Regions from separate parts of the Mus musculus genome. Here region 2 is linked to region 1. A link is a loop called in an ENCODE intact Hi-C map of the cell type or tissue named here. Cell type or tissue: gastrocnemius. All regions are shown on one strand.

Region 1 (8,000 bases):
GTACTACCTGACCAAAATTTAAGAAATTAATATTATTATTATATATTTGGATTTTTTTTTAAATTAAGCATTCCCTCTTTACCAGGAACTGGGGGAAACACTTTATATAACTTATCCAGGTAAGCTCCTTGTGAGGTAGATATGACTTCTACATAAAGTTTGGTACCCTAAAAATTAGACTCAGCCCAATGTGACTTTGAAAGGAAATATACCTGCTTCATTAAAGACTGAGAATATTGGAGATCTTTATTCTAGATGCCTTAGGAGTCAATGGTCAGCTCAGTGGGTTGTCAGTGTATCTATCACAGAGGAAAGCTTTGAAAACATTTTCTTTAAACAAGATCCCTCTACCTACAAAAGGCAGCTAATAAAGTCTGACTCTGTTCCTTTAATTCTTTCACTATGGCACTATTTTCTTGTAACGTTTTCTCCTCCTACTATTGAGTCTTTCACCAAGCACCTCTGTGCTCTGACCCAGCATGGTCTCTGTGGGAAGCCCCCTTAGTCACGTGCTTGATGGTGTGCTTTGGAGCAATGGCGCCACTGGATTTCCGGGCTTTATTTAATACACTCATTTTGTACAAGAGGGAATCGAGTCCTCAGAGCCACGGAGAACCTGCTGGATGTCACAACCCCATTCTCTTAAGTCCCCACACTGACTAGTTGGCCTCCGCCTAAAGTAGATAAATGTAGACCGTGGATGGAAAGTGGCCTGAGAGGTGTACTCTTCACAGCTGTTACTCAGGTTTTTGGGGCATGACTTTTGCTTTCTGAAATTGAAGTGTAGAGAGACTGAGGGACAGGGCCATGCTAGAGACTTCACCTAAAGCTACAGAGTTGCTTATTAAGCTTTAACTTCTTTAGGGTGTGATTGCAAACCCAAATGTATGTGGAATCAGGCAGAGGCCTTTTGGAAACAGGTCTTGCTTGTACGGTGCCTGACATTGTAATAAGAGACAGACCCAAACTCTACATTTCAGAGAAGTTCCTGGACATGTTTTTGGTGGCCTATAGATGACACTGAGAGTCTCTGCTGGGGACGATGCTTTTTATATTCTTTCTTTTATTTCCTTTCCTTTCTTTCTTCCTTCCTTCCTTCCTTCCTTCCTTCCTTCCTTCCTTCCTTCCTTCCCTCCCTCCCTCCTTCCTTTCTCTCTCTCTCTCTCCCTCGCTTCTTTCTTTCTCTAGTTAAAAAAATAAATTAACATACACTAATTAGGTTTCATTATGGGATTTTCAAATGAAGTTAGATTTTTTAAATTAGTTTTCTATCTCCCCCTCTTCTCTCCTGTCCCGTTGCCCCTTCTTGTAGCACCCTCCACCCCCTGCACCAGCCTCCTTTCTATTTTGATGTCCTGTGTGCTGCTGCCCTCCCTGCCTTGGTCAGCTCCTTTTATTCCCTCCTTTGGTCTCCATCCTTGTTTTGTAGCCTGTACCCACACTCCCCCCATCTATGTACAAACACATACCATTGTAAACTAGATCCTCTCGAGAGAGAAAGCACTTAATGAGATGTATGATTTCCCTGCCCTCCCTCGTCATTCCAGATTATAATACCAATACTAATAAATATGGCAGATGTTCAGATCAAAAAGAGCCTCAGCTTGATGTACAGTATTACAAAAGGCTATGTCAAAAGTCAGGAAGATGCCAAGCTTTTGATAAGGCAAATTTCTGGACGTGAATCAATCTATCGGGTAAGAATCAGGCACTGGTCATTTTTTTGGAGGTGGTGGTGTTGGGAATGACCTTTCGTAAGAGAGTCCATGCTTGTGAGATCAGCTTGTCATGTATTTGACCAACAGACAGAGTTCAGTAGTCAACTGGGTTCTAATATTTGTTATATGAGGTGCTTCAGAAAACATCCTGAACTCTCTCTCTCTCTCTCTCTCTCTCTCTCTCTCTCTCTCTCTCTCTCTCTCTGTGTGTGTGTGTGTGTGTGTGTGGTTGCATGTGTGTGGATACATTTGGGTGTGCATATGAGGCTCTATTTCAAACAAAACAGGGCAAGACACAACACAACAAAACAAAACCACCCACCCGCATAAAATTCAAACCAAACCAAACCAAACCAAACCAAACCAAACCAAACCAAACCAAACCAAAAACACTAGAAAGAGAATTGAAAATCCCAAAGAAAGCCAAATTTGAACTGGATAGTGGTAGAGCCTCGGGTGAGGTTTATGGTTGTGGAGTCACTGCTAGCGATGAGGTAAGCACAAAAAGGTCAATGAGTTGAAGAGGAGCCACTGGTCCAAGAAGAGTTGACAAGTAAAATGTCCCCTATGTGACTCAGCTTGCTCCTCCAGGCCTTGTCTGAGACCATCCCAAAATCTAGTCTGGGTTAAGCCCCACCTGCTTTCTATAGTCATTTAAATCACATATGTATGAATGATTTGTTTATCATCCATATAGCTTAGTCCTTGTCTTAGAGTTTTACTGCTGTGAAGAGACACCATGACCAAGGCAACTCTTACAAAGGAAAACATCTAATTGGGGCTGGCCTACAGTTTCAGAGGTGCAGTCCATAATCATGGTAGGAAGCAAGGCACAGTGCAGGCAGACATGGTACTGGAGGAGTCAAGAGTTCTACATCTTTATTTGCAGGTACCCAAGAGAGGATTGTCTTCCTCAGGCAGTCAGGAGAAGTGTCTGTTCCACACAGACAGAGCACAGCTCAAGCAGAGGAGCCTCAAAACTCCACTCCCAGAGTGACACAATTCCTTAATAAGACAGCACCTCTTAATTAAGTGCCACTTCCCATGGGCCAAGCATATTTAAACCACCACAGTCCTTGTTTCAGTTTTTCTCACAACTTCCAACTTTCTCTCCCTTTGCCATGAGGACTCTTTGGTGTGATTTTCAGTCCAGCCCTCTGTTGTGTGCTTTCTGCTCTTTTGCGGACCCATTAAACCATATATATATATGTGTGTGTGTGTGTGTGTGTGTATACATATATATATATATACACACACACACATATATATACACACACATATATACACACATACATATATATGTATGTATACACACACACACACACACACACACACACACACATATATATATGTATATATATAATTTTGACAATCACGTTCTTATCTTCAAAAACCAAGATTCCTTCCTTCTCCAAGCAATAATTTCTGTCTTCTAAAATGAATAGTCTCTTGAACCTCTTATTTTAAAAGTTTCTCTGCTTCCTGTATGAATTCTTCTTTCTTGAAGTCCCATTCCATATATGTTGTATTTGTTTCTTATCTTTCATTCTTTCTCTCTCTCACCCCAATGCTTCTTGATTTCAGTGTAAATCAAGGTCTAAAGTAAGTGGTGTAATAGTTGAGAGGCACTTTCTCAGCTTAAATAAAACTTCCGATTTAGATACAACAGTGAGTTTAAATCCTAAGCACTAAATCCCTAATACAGCAATTTCGGTGGGCTCTGTAAGTAGCTAGAGGGTTGGAGGTTATGTCTTCTGCTTGCAGTGCATGCCTTGAGCAGTGACTGTTAGTGGCCTCAGGCCTGTGGCCAGGAAAGAGATTACGAACTTACCTATCTTCTTTATGGGATCAACATCGATATGCAACAGAATTGTATTCTGATGATTTATCATCACAAACGGGGAATGAAATTAAGGCAGATACTGAAAGGCTGGGCTATTACACCGTAGTTTAGAAAGATAAGAGAGAAGCTAGCGTTGTGGTTCATGACTGTCATTTCAACAGATGGGAGGCTGAAGTCATTGTAGGCCATGCTGGACTACATAGTGAGCTCCAGGCCAGCCAAGGCTATACAATAAGATCCTGTCCCTCCTCCACCACAGTCCTCCCAAAACCAAAGCAAATAAACAGAGAACATGGAGAAGTTCCTAGGAGAGAAGACTTTAGAAGAAGACAAACAGGACCCGGGGAGGGAGCTAAGAGCAGTTAGAAACATTTAGGAGAGGACAGAGTGATCTGGAAGCAGTTGCCTTGGTAACAGGTACAAAACAAACCTTCAATGGGCCCTTTAAATGGGATGGGAAGGGAGAGGACTCTAGGGAGCTTGAGAGATAACCCAGTGGTTAAGGGCACTGGCTGTTCTTACAGAGGATCTAGGTTCAGGTCTCAGCACCCACGTGGCGGCTCACAACTGTCTGTATCTCCAATTCCAGGGGATTGGGTACCCTCCCCATCTAGTCCCCACAGGTACCAGGTGTGCATATGGTACAGACATACATTCAGACAAAACACCCCTACACATTAGAGGAAATAAAAATCAAGAAACAGAAGACTTCAGTAAGGACTAATGGCTTTGTGAGATGTGCATTAGATAGGGGCATCTTCAGAAGTGACCTGGTGCTTCTGGAAACTGGCCCATGGCTGTTTACCTGCAGAGAAGTAACAGACATTGCCTTTCTAGCAGCAGGAGGGAGTGGCTGTTGTCCTGAGTCTCCATGTGAATATAAATCCAGTTTTGCATGAAAATAGCACAATGCAAAAAGGGCCAATGACAATTATAATATTAAACTGTTTCATAAAAATGCATATCTCGTTTGCATATTCAAAACTAGGGCCCTACTACATATAAATTAAAAAGCCCAAACAAACAAAGAAGAAGAAAAAAACTCCAAAAAAAATTGTTTTGCTTAAGCTTTGGACAGCAGACCAGTTGCTGCCTCTCAGTCGTCCTGTGGCTTGCAGTATCTGACTATCTTGCAGGTACTGGTATGTGACAACCCAGGGAAATGTTCAGTGCCTGCCTCAGAGTTGTTGGCATGGCTAAGAATATGCTCCAGAAAGGCTCGAAGCCAGGTTGAGCTTTATAAGGAAGTGCCTGGGACCTACTGAGCATCCCACAGTATCTGTTGTGTGACTGGAAAAAAAGCAACCACACCATCTGTTGGTCTCCATGGGAAGTTACTTCTTCAGCTATATAAGAAGTGGCCTTTGGGGAGCATGAACTCATTACAGGGCGTGCTCACATCATTGCACTTGTTTTTGAGCTCTCAGCAGAACAGATTCCCAAATAGCTCTTCCCTCCACACAGCCCCAAGTTGGTGTCTGCCTATGAGAATTCTCAGTGGTGCACAGTAGGGTGCCAAGTACCCTCCCTTCCTTCCTTCCTTCCTTCCTTCCTTCCTTCCTTCCTTCCTTCCTTCCTTCCTTCCTTCCTTCCTTCTTAGCCAATAGTCACAGTGAAGCGTGACACATGCAAAAATATCACCCATGCAACACTGTGCAATTTGAGTCCCGGGAGAATTGCACTGGAACTCCCCAAAAAACAAACGCTCCCCCAATCACGCTAAGTGAGAATTTCTCTGTATTCCTGATTCTCTAACTTTTAATCAGGCGATAAAGTCAAGATTGTACTTGGTATAACGAGAACCATTTCTTAATTTCTTACAGAAATTATATGACATTTTAGAAAAAAACAAACGAGAGGCTATTAGAGAACTAGGTAAGTGGTTAGAACATTTGGTTTTCTGTTTTGTTTTTGCATAATTCTTTGGTTTTGTTTTCTTGTGGTTCTGACCGCCAGAATCCTGGATGAGAGTGCTGTCAAGGTTGGCTTCTGCTGAAGACTGGCTTCTTGCCGGGCAAACATGGCTGCTTGATTACTGTGACCCCGGTCTGACCTTTCCTGAACACACAGAGGGACTGCAGTGCCAATTTCTCTAGTGAGGGCCATCCTCACAAGCTGGAGACCTACCCTTATGACATCATTTAAGCCCATCATCTCTGTAAAGGCCCTTTTTCTAAATATGGTCATTGTGGATTCGAACCTCAGCGTGTGACAGTGACAGGTCCATGGCAGAGGGAAAAGATCTGGAAAGAAATGTCCCCCAAATCCGTAGAAATATCCATAGAACCTAAGCACACATGGGTATTCTCTCCTTCATATGTGTGTACATAGTCTATGATGTCAGCTCTCCAGCTCTCTGCAGTGAGCATTTGTTCTTTTGTAATTGGGACGTTAGTGCTGAGAGGCGACACCTGTCCCCCTGCCATGAGCCTTTTCCTGACAGATATTCCTTAGGGCTCTGTTGCTCTGGGGTCAGACTTATTCTCACCATAAGCTCCTCACTCTGCTTGGGGCTTCACAAAGGGCACTCCAGGGTGTGAAGTTTTCCACTTCACTGTTCTCATTCATTCCTTTATCCGGCCAGTATTTACTGGCCACAAGTAAGGTTCAAAGATGGAACAGCAGTATTGGGTAGACACAGATTCTTCATAAACAAAATGGGCACTCTGGTGGAGTGTCTGAGGGCACCAAAGAACATCACTGCAGAACATGGGGGAGGGGGTATGGATGCCATCAGCAGCTGTGATAGTGTAGGGAAGGCTCAAAGCAGGGGTGCCTGCTAAGATAGCAAGGTCAGACTGGAAGCAGGGGTGTGTGTTTAGATGGCCAGGTCGGAGTCCTTATAGTTTTTAGGAAAGGGCACATTACAAGAAGTTGTTCTGCCTCGTTTTTTATCTAGTAGACTCCAGAAAGTAGGGACTCCCACCCCACTCTACCCCTCCCTCTTTGGTAGGACTGTCCCCGACTGTAGGACTACAGGAAAGGCTACTTTTGTTTGAGCATCTACGTTCAGTTCACTTTACTTGAAGGATTTTATGCTGAGCATCTTGGGTGTTCTTTCCTCATGTGATCATTTCAGTGGGCATCGGGCCATGGCTCTGGCCTAAGGTAGACCATTAATAAATGGAAGTCACTAGAAAAGGGATAAAGGCCACTTTCAACTCATAGTCACACTGTAAGATGCCATATGGACTTAACGGTGACACACTTTCCCGATCCCAGTGGAAAGAACAGTCTAAGGGCTGTCTGATAGGATAAACCAAAAGATTCTGGCGCTGTTTCCGGAAACTGAAAACCCTTTGTTGTCATTTACTTAGTGGAAGGTTTTTATTTTTTTGCTCTTACAGTGCAGGGCCCTAGGACCTATGTAGCATGATGCTGTGTCTTAGATGATATGGAATATTATGGTTTCCTCAGTTTTGTCCTGACTAATGGAGTGTCTGTTTCCACATGGTTCCTGTGAGTGGTTATGGAATGGGAATGTCAGCAGGCGCTAGAAAGTGATATATATATATACATAATACGCATATTAATTTCCTCATTTAATTCTTATAATCACTACTTCTATGGCTATGGTCTTTATCATCAGTGTTTGAAACTGGTGCTTAGTGAGGTTATCTTGCTTGAGGCGACATAGATCTGATACTAAAACCTATGCTCTAGACCATAGCTACCCTTTATTTTACTGATCAACTCATTTTAGTGAAAAAAAAAAGTGTAAGTACTTTCCATCCATACATCAGACATTGTGCTCAGTGTAAAGATGACAGCGTGAGTCTAATTCCTGACTCCCTGTGTTTATTAAAAGGGAATGAGTATTCTACTTGGTCTCACAAGACCCATCCATCTAAGTCTTTTGAATGAAAGTCTTTCTGTCATCCAACCAACAAAAGATACATGGAGGACGATGAGGCAGAGATGTCAAACGCATACTTTAGAGAAATGAGTTTTGGTGTAGACATCGTCAGAGATGCCATGGGAATAAGGCAGAGTGGGTTAGCTGTGGGGGAAGCTAGTTTTTAGCTTTCTTATCTATCCAGTGGGGATGCAAATTCGTCCTACCAGCTTCATGGGTCAAGCTAGAACAAATGGCTATTCTACAAATACTTTGGATATTCTGATGCACTATTAGTTATTATCATGGTTATTGCATAGGTTGCTCATCAAGTTTGATTCTTCTCAGGACTCATAGAGCATGAAGGCCGTGATGTTGTCATAGCTCTGAAGACGAAGCAGACAATCCGCAACGTGATTGCCAAAGCCCTGAAAAACCTCACCTTTCTTTGGTCAAGAGGCATTATTGACAAGCACGAGGGTATTGAGATGAACAAGGTAAGGATGCAGTACCCATCTTGTTTGGTTCTGTCAGCTCAGATGCCCCAGGATATATCGAGAAAAGCTGAGGAACCTGTGGAGCCACAGGTGCTGCATGTGTAATG
Region 2 (8,000 bases), 68 kb after region 1:
AGGAGAGTACAATGTGTGATGTTTACACAAGAGAATTGTCCAATGTTAAAGTTCTTAGAGCATCTCCTGTCATTCAAGTGACACACGCCTGAGTGAAAGCCGAAGATAGGGAAGGGAGGTGACCAAGCCTTTGTACAAATCGTATCTTCTTCACTGTGCATGAACCATTCTCTTTTCCTATCCCATGTTTCCATCAGTTAAAGGTTGCCAATTTCTTCAAGACCTGGATCAATGTCCATTCTTTCCTAGAGTTCTTCCTTATGGGCCTAGATGACTGTGACTCCTTTACGCTGTGGACACAGGTGCCCGAAAAGGTTCATTACCTATTATCAAGGTGCCACTGAGTACCTGCTAGATCAAAGGCTCCATACCTTGTACTGTGGGGGAGTCTTGGAAAAGCTTTGCAGAAGTGTGGAATTTGGGGTATCGATGTAATAAAACATGAAATAAAAGGTTGACTTTGATTAAAGTGGTGGGAAGGAAGAGAGGATAAAATAACTCCTGACAAATAGGTTGATTCTTCCGTTTCTTGTTATTGCCTATGGCATCTTGAGAAAAATCATTCAGTTGCCTTGCAAATCAGCTTCCACATACATTCCATGGAATTAGTGAGACCTGTGTGGTAGAGTGGTTATGAAGACTGTGAAAGCTCATATACTGACTCGAGGCCATCATTGCAGTGATGCCACTGACATTAATTAGGCTGTTATAGCATCTTCAGTGGTCCACACACAAAGAACTCCTCTTTCTATGTCTCTTGTCTTGTGATGTCATCTTGTCTGTTGAAGATGGAAGGACTTTTCCCTTTGGTCTTCCATCTGCTACAGATGGTGTTCCGTTATTACCGAAACTGTAGATTGCTCAGTCTTGGCTTTCCAAGAAGCTAACAATTGTTTCCTTCTCCTCCACACACACACACACTATGGTGTCTTATTCCTGTACTGTTGCCTTTAAGGGGCTCTTCTATCTGGAAGATGCCTTCTCAGCCTGACCAGCAGTTGCTGTCCCAGGGAGCATCCAGCTGGAATATCTATCACTCTAGAAGTTTCTCTGACTGGCTTAGGTTCCCTTTGCCTTTCCATGATGTTGTAGGCATTGTTTCTCCATCACAGAATTGTCGCACTGCATTAGACTCCTCAGACCTTCAGAACTGGTGCATAGTACTTGCTCATGGTGTGATTGTGAACGGCTGTGTAGTCTTTCTCCATTGTTTCACAGTCTTATCTTTTTTTTTTTTTTTAAATCTCTGGACCCTAACTCTCCATTCTGCACTCTTTATAGTAGTTAGGTATGAAGCTCCCTCAAGTATTAACAAAAAGTTCCCAAGTGTTAGTAAAGATAACTCACATCTACAGACACTATCCTGAACGCTTGTATACAGTCTTTTCTATGTTCCTTTCTTCTCCTTCCTCCTCGTCGTCGTCGTCGTCCTCCTCCTCTTCTTCTTCTCCTCCTTCTTCTTCCTTTTTGCTAGGGACTAACCTTAACCTTGGGAAAAGGGAAAACTACCCCCCTACAGTCCTTTCTTAGTGCTCAAAATCCTTTAACAAAATCCAAGTTGGCGGAAACAACTATAAAGTCCACTAAGTATCCGATATCTTTATAGCATTGAAACACAACAGTTTTATTTTGTTCTCTTTATGTTCTGTTTAAATTACATTATTGAGTTTCAGGTAATTTAAGCCACAGGACCAAGTCATGAGGGACTATTGTGTTTAAATCTCAGTTTTCTAAAGTGAGCCTTAAAAGGAGTTATAGAAACATGAATATCAGGGTAGACAACATAAACAAAGGTTGGGGGAGGTTTTCACTGTGTTTCCGAATAAACAAAGCTATCAAGGAGGAAAGCATCATGGGAGTGCATTACTCAGTGAGTCCTCTGCCAGGAAGAATCTTTTCTTTTATAGTAACCTGGGAACTATGGCCAGGGTTAGTTCACCTGAGATGGGAACAGCTGACTGGTGGGACCTTCCCACACAGCAAGGAGAGGGCAGCATGGTCTGGAGGGCAGGTGTTGCCAGGAGCCTGGGGTTCTGAGCTGGGGATACTGCTTGCTTTCCAGCTGCTATTTAGGTCAAGTTCCTGCTTTCCCATCAAGGGACAGTTTGCTTATACTGAAGATACTGGTCTAGCTTTCCCATTTAATCCAGTTAGATTTGAGTTTTGGTGAAACAATATTTTCATATAAATTTATTTGCCTTCCATGTAGTGTGTTCTGAAGGTTGTGTGAACTGTCCACACAACTATTATTTGCTGTGTATTTGAAATTCAAACTTAACCAGCCACCCTATGCTTTCCCCAGAACTCCTAAGTGGGGTGTGCTTGTGCTAAGTTTAATTACCTCGTAGGGCTGTTGTGGTGTTTAAGTACCATCACGTTTACTACCACTTGGAAAGTTTTTTAAGGAAAGTTTTTTTTTTGTTTGTTTGTTTTTTTTTTTTTTTTGTCCGAGACAGGGTTTGTCTGTATAGTCCTGGCTGTCCTGGAACTCACTTTGTAGACCAGGCTGGCCTCGAACTCAGAAATCTGCCTGCCTCTGCCTCCCAAGTGCTGGGATTAAAGGCGTTCACCACCACTGCCCGGCTTAAGGAAAGTTTTTTAACTTGTATATAGGAAAACCAATGGATTCTATTAGAATATTCTAATAATTAGTCTGAGTAAATTAATGCTGGAATATTAATGCCCATGATGGAGATCAGACAGCAGGCTTCTCCGTTACTCCATAGTGTGTAAAACAGCAACTTTCAGGCTGTGCCTTGCCCTGCGTGATTCCATTCTACCAGGAAGCCTTTGGCTTTGTCTCCAGTGCAGACACAGAGGAGCAATGACGACGGCACACGTCATGCACACAGACATAAGCCCCTGCCCACCACCAACCATGAGGCACAGATCAGAAACTTACTCCACAAAGTAAAAACCTACCACCTGTAAACTTACTGAAGTTAGATCAGGACATATGAGCACCTGGGAACATTAATACCATGTCAGAAAAGATGTTATCAAAACCACCAGACACTTTTGAAGATCCCGTTTAATCTGAACACACAGTGTATGTTTCCAGGAGGGGTGCAGAGAACTCATTTATATATATATATATATTTTCGAGGCAGAGTTTCTCTGCATAGCCCCGGCTGTCCTGGAACTCACTCTGTAGATCAGGCTGGCCTTGAACTCAGAAATCCACTTGCCTCTGCCTCCCAAGTGCTGGGATTAAAGGCATGCGCCACCTCCGCCCAGCTACAGAGAACTCCTAACTGTCGTGGAGACTTCAGCTCAGCTCAGATCTCACTTCTAGCTGCCATTCCTTCTGACTCTGTCAGTCCATCCATTTGTCTGTCTGTGCCTGGTTCTGTATCTTGCTTACATTATTCTGTGCCTTTGTAGCTGAGCCAACACTGAGGCTGCACTCAGCCTTGAGACCCTGCAGCCTGGCTCTTTTTAAGCCCCCAGAAGTTCTTCAACTGGGTCCATAAATATCTTATACCCTGTGTAGTGACTCTGTCTGTACCTGTGCCACTCCTTTGCCTCTGCCTCCAGCAAGGCCTCTGGATGTCTTGCACTCTGGCCTCTTTGACCTTTTAGTAGTCATCCTGTAAAACACACACACACACACACACACACACACACACACACACACACAGTGCTGTGTAATATGTGAGATCTGAGAGTTAATATTAGTAATTAAGATCAGAATGAAAGGAAACAAATTTGCCAATGGCCAGCTATTAAAGAGAATTGGGACTACTCAAGTTTGCAGTTGACATAACTTATAATTTATTTTGTTCAATAAGTTCTTATATGTTGGAAACACACAGGCATGTCTGTCTTTTTCAAGACAGTGTAATATTAATGAAGATCTTTAAATGGCAAAACAGAAGCCCTTGGGGAAAAGTGTCTGAGTGTAGACTGGAGGAAGATAAATTGTAACTAATTTTGACCTGTTTGTGGCTTAGGTGTTTATTCTCTTTGTTTTGTTTTGACGTTAGGGAAAATTTAGTATATCCCAAGAACCGTGGCTATGTTAAAACAGGTAGTACAGTCTCTGGCAAAGAAAAGGGCCTTTACTGCCCCCTGGTGTGCATAATCTCTAATTGCAGCATGAACACGAGTACGCATAGAGAGCCAGCCAAGACCATAAGATTCGCGATCGTTAAGTCTTTGCTCTCAAGGTATCTTTTCTCAAAAGCTCAAGACTTGAGGACTTGCAGCTGGCTAAGGAAACTGTAGCACGCAGAATGGTGACATCACCCATGCCTTCCTCCTTGGGACTGAATACAAGAAGTGTAGAGGCAATCAGGTCGCGAGTGCTTAGCATTGAGTTAGGGGCAGGTGCTGTTAAAGGCCAAGACAAGGGTCTTTTTGTTTAGTGGTGAAGAGTGGCTAGAATATCTGTGGTATTGCTTAGGTTTTATCCAACGTGCTGGGACAGGGCAAATTCAGAAAATGGAGCTAAAGGGACAAAGGAAAGATGTAAAATAAGATCTGGGTTTGTAGCCGGTTGTACACAGCTTATTCAGCAGACATGTTTAAAATATATAAACATTAAATGAGACGAAAATCAGGGTAGAAAGCAGTACACAGAAGCTGGCAAATAACATTTTGACTGCATTTGAACCGTGTCATCTTTTTAAATAAATGAACCAAATAAGGCTAAGATCAGGGAAGCAGACGGCTAGGGATGTGGCTCATTACCAGAGTTCCTGTCTAGTTCACGTCAGGCTCTGGGGTCTAACCCAGCTCTGCAAGGTCAGGGCAGGATGGATCCAGGGTAAAGTCACTGGTTGAATTTATATTAAATTTCCAAAAAATAATAAACTTGTCACAAAGTCTACTGCAACATACATGCAAGGGGAGTCTGGTTCTGGCTTGTTTGCTCTGACTCCCCACCCCCTTGCCCAAAGCCTTTTCTTCTGGTTTTTTTGTTTGTTTGTTTGTTTGTTTTGTTTTTTGTTTTTCAAGACAGGGTTCCTCTGTGTAGCCCTGGCTGTCCTGGAACTCACTTTGTAGACCAGGCTGGCCTCGAACTCAGAAATCCTACTGCCTCTGCTTCCCGAGTGCTGGGATTAAAGGCGTGCGCCACCACACCCGGCTCTTTTTTGTGTGTTTTTTTTCAACCCCATAGGGATGGAGTAGGGGTAGTGACTCCATAAGTGCCTCTTTCCTAGCTTCTCACTCTTCTGCTATTTCTCTCTTCTGTAGCACAGGCATGCCAATAATCTTTTTTTTTTTTTTTTTTTTTGAAATGACATACTATGCACTCAGATTTACTATGCTAACCGACTTAACATGGGACAAAACTGTGAGTAAATATGCGCCCGGCAGGCCTCCGTGGACATCCTCTCACAATGCAGATACATTCAGGGTTGGACTGGTCCTGAGCAGCATCCTGAGGCGCTGGGAAGCACTAGTTCCCTCCCCTTCCTTGCTTCCTTGTGTTTCAACAGAAAGCCCTGGTGACGTTGGCTGACTCTTCTTAGTGATCAGGTGGCTCCAGCTCACCACAATCACAGTCAAAGCTACCGTCCATCTTACTCTGATACAAGGGACTTCTCCAACTCATCTACAGAGTGCAGGGCCCGCGGACAGCCCTGAAAGTCGGCTCAGGTCTCTGGCTGTGCTCTCTCTTTGCCCCAGTCGCTGCCTTGTAATCCTGACCCGCCAGAGGGGGCGGGGCCTCGCGGAGGCACGCCCCCCACGTCACAGGCTCACTCCCAATAATCTTTTCCTTAAAAAAAAAAAAGATTTATTTTCATTATCTTATTTATTTATTTATTTATTTATTTATTAATTATATGTAAGTACACTGTAGCTGTCTTCAGATGCACCAGAAGAGGGCATCTGATCTCATTAGAGAGTGGTTGTGCTGGGATTTGAACTCTGTTGGTTGTGAGCCACCATGTGGTTGCTGGGATTTGAACTCTAGACCTTCGGAAGAGCAGTCGGGTGCTCTTACCCACTGAGCCATCTCACCAGCCCTCATTATCTTTTAAAAAGTGTAGTTGCATGAGTATGTGTGCATGTGGTTCTGGAAACACTAGTGCAGGTCCTCTTAGAGGTTAGAGCAGACTGATTCAATCCTTGATCTGCTGTTACAGGAACTTGTGAGCCACCTGCAAGGGTGCTGGGAACTGAACTCCAGTCCCTGAGAAGAGCCCCAAGTGCTGTTCAGCACTTCTCACCAGCTCCATAACATGCCAGACCTTTGGGTGCTGCGTAGCCGTCTGCCCAGGCTTCCCTCCCACTTCCTTAGGACCTCTATAACAGGTGCGAAGTGCGAGGAAAAGTCTTGGACTTCCAGGCCATGATATTCCCTCTGTTACATTTGCTGCCCTAACCTATGACCTTCAATATTTGGCTCTCAATTTATATCACTTTCTTTTCTTCTTGTATACATTTTTTTTTTCTGACTGTAAAGTTTTCAAGACACCTACAAATGGAAAGTGCTGAGCCTAAGCAAACAGGACTCTTTAGAGCCATGTAAAGAATGACTCACGAGAGACCTCCGCTTTCAGTGGAACTCCCATAGTCAATACTGTGACACTGTTGGTGAAGGCCAACAAGACTCACGCTTGGAATTTACCTACAGGATGTCAGTCCACAAGTCCCCAGGCAGGGTGACTTTTAGGATAGAGTAGGAATGTTGTTTGGCGCCTTGGTCAATGCATTGTATGGGTGCCCGTCCTCTAGGGCGGAGGCAGCACTTCGGAGTCCTCCATGTCCCATTCTGAGCAAGCATTCTTCCAGGCATCGTTTCCTTGTCGTCAGAGTCAGACCAGCAAGAAAAGCCCTGTGGTCTGCCTATTGCTGATGTGGTGCTAGGGGTGCTCAGATGAAAAAAATCAGAGTCCTGGTATACCTGGAGGTAGGTGCTGGGGAAGGAAACAGACACACATTCTTAGACAATTCCTGCCCTTGGCGGTGTGTTGGGCAGTGGATGCTCTGTGAATTTAGATGAAGAGTGACAAGTTTGGCGGGGCAGGGAAGACTTCCTGGAGCTCAGCATTGGAATCTCAATGCTGGAGCTTGTGCTGCCTCCTCTCCTATTCTCTGGACATCTGGTCCCAGGCACTGCTTGAAAGCCTGTGTAGTTAGTGTCTGTGTGAATTTTGCTTCCCTCCAGGCTTTCAGAATGTAGGGTTAACCCAGAGCAAGCAAGCCACTAGCAGTGTGTGCATACTAAGATATTAATTATGTCTATGAACAGATCCCTTTACAGTAAGGAATATAGAAGGACCTCACATCCTTTCTTTCCCCAACTGAATAACCAACATTTCCTTTAAAAGTGCCTCCCTGCCTTCTACTTAAAAGGATCATAACATATCTAACCATGGATGCTTTAACCTTTGTAGAAATGTATAGTTCAGATGTGAGCTCCCAGCTACTGCTCCAGAAGCCTTCCTGCCTGTCTGCTGCTATGTTCCCTGTCATGTCGGCCCTGGGCTCTAACACTCTGGAACCCCAAATTAAAGCCTTCTTTTGTAAGTCAACTTGAACTTGGTTTTGTCACAGCAACAGAAAAGTAACTAAGATGGTCTCACTCTGCTTAATTTATAAAGAAATGTTATGACAGTCATGGATATATTGGGAGAAATCCACCATATGGGTTCAGTACTATCTGAAATTTCAGGCCTCCATTGGGAGTCTTAAAATATATGCCCCATAAGTTAAAGAGTGGAGAATACTGAGGATCTGAAAAGTAATTTACATATTTTGTTGTTGTTTTAGAGAGTGGTTCTCATGTAGCCTAGGGGCTTCTCAAATGTTACCTTGAACTTCTGAGCCTCTTGTTCTACCTTCCAAGTTCTGTGATTATAATTCTGCATCATTACAGTTTATGTGGCCCTGGAGATCCAGTTCAGAGCTTTTCATGCTAGAAAAGCACTCTACCAATGGAACTACACCTCAAGCCCTAATTCACACATCTTAATTAGCTTATTTTTCTTTCCTTCTCTTCTGGGATTTTTAGGTATACATTGTCTTTGTCATCAGACATCATGATA

The links. Peaks named below come from ENCODE experiments on the same cell type or tissue, not always from the same donor. Only the 100,000 strongest peaks of a DNase experiment are listed, where the experiment ranks them.
Region 2: it touches region 1 in a loop (3-fold over the local background); 26 of 42 quality-filtered maps call a loop at or near these places.

Annotation. Positions count from the first base shown.
Region 1 is chr1:161,215,193-161,223,192 of GRCm38, forward strand. It overlaps the pseudogene Gm6185. Among named protein-coding and RNA genes, the nearest start is that of Prdx6, 32 kb to the right of the region's middle. In gastrocnemius, no CTCF peak of the experiment used is centred here; DNase peaks (open chromatin) are centred at 4,360, 4,830 and 5,587.
Region 2 is chr1:161,282,822-161,290,821 of GRCm38, forward strand. No RefSeq gene overlaps it. Among named protein-coding and RNA genes, the nearest start is that of Prdx6, 36 kb to the left of the region's middle. In gastrocnemius, a CTCF peak has its summit at 4,082 (motif pointing left); a DNase peak (open chromatin) is centred at 4,081.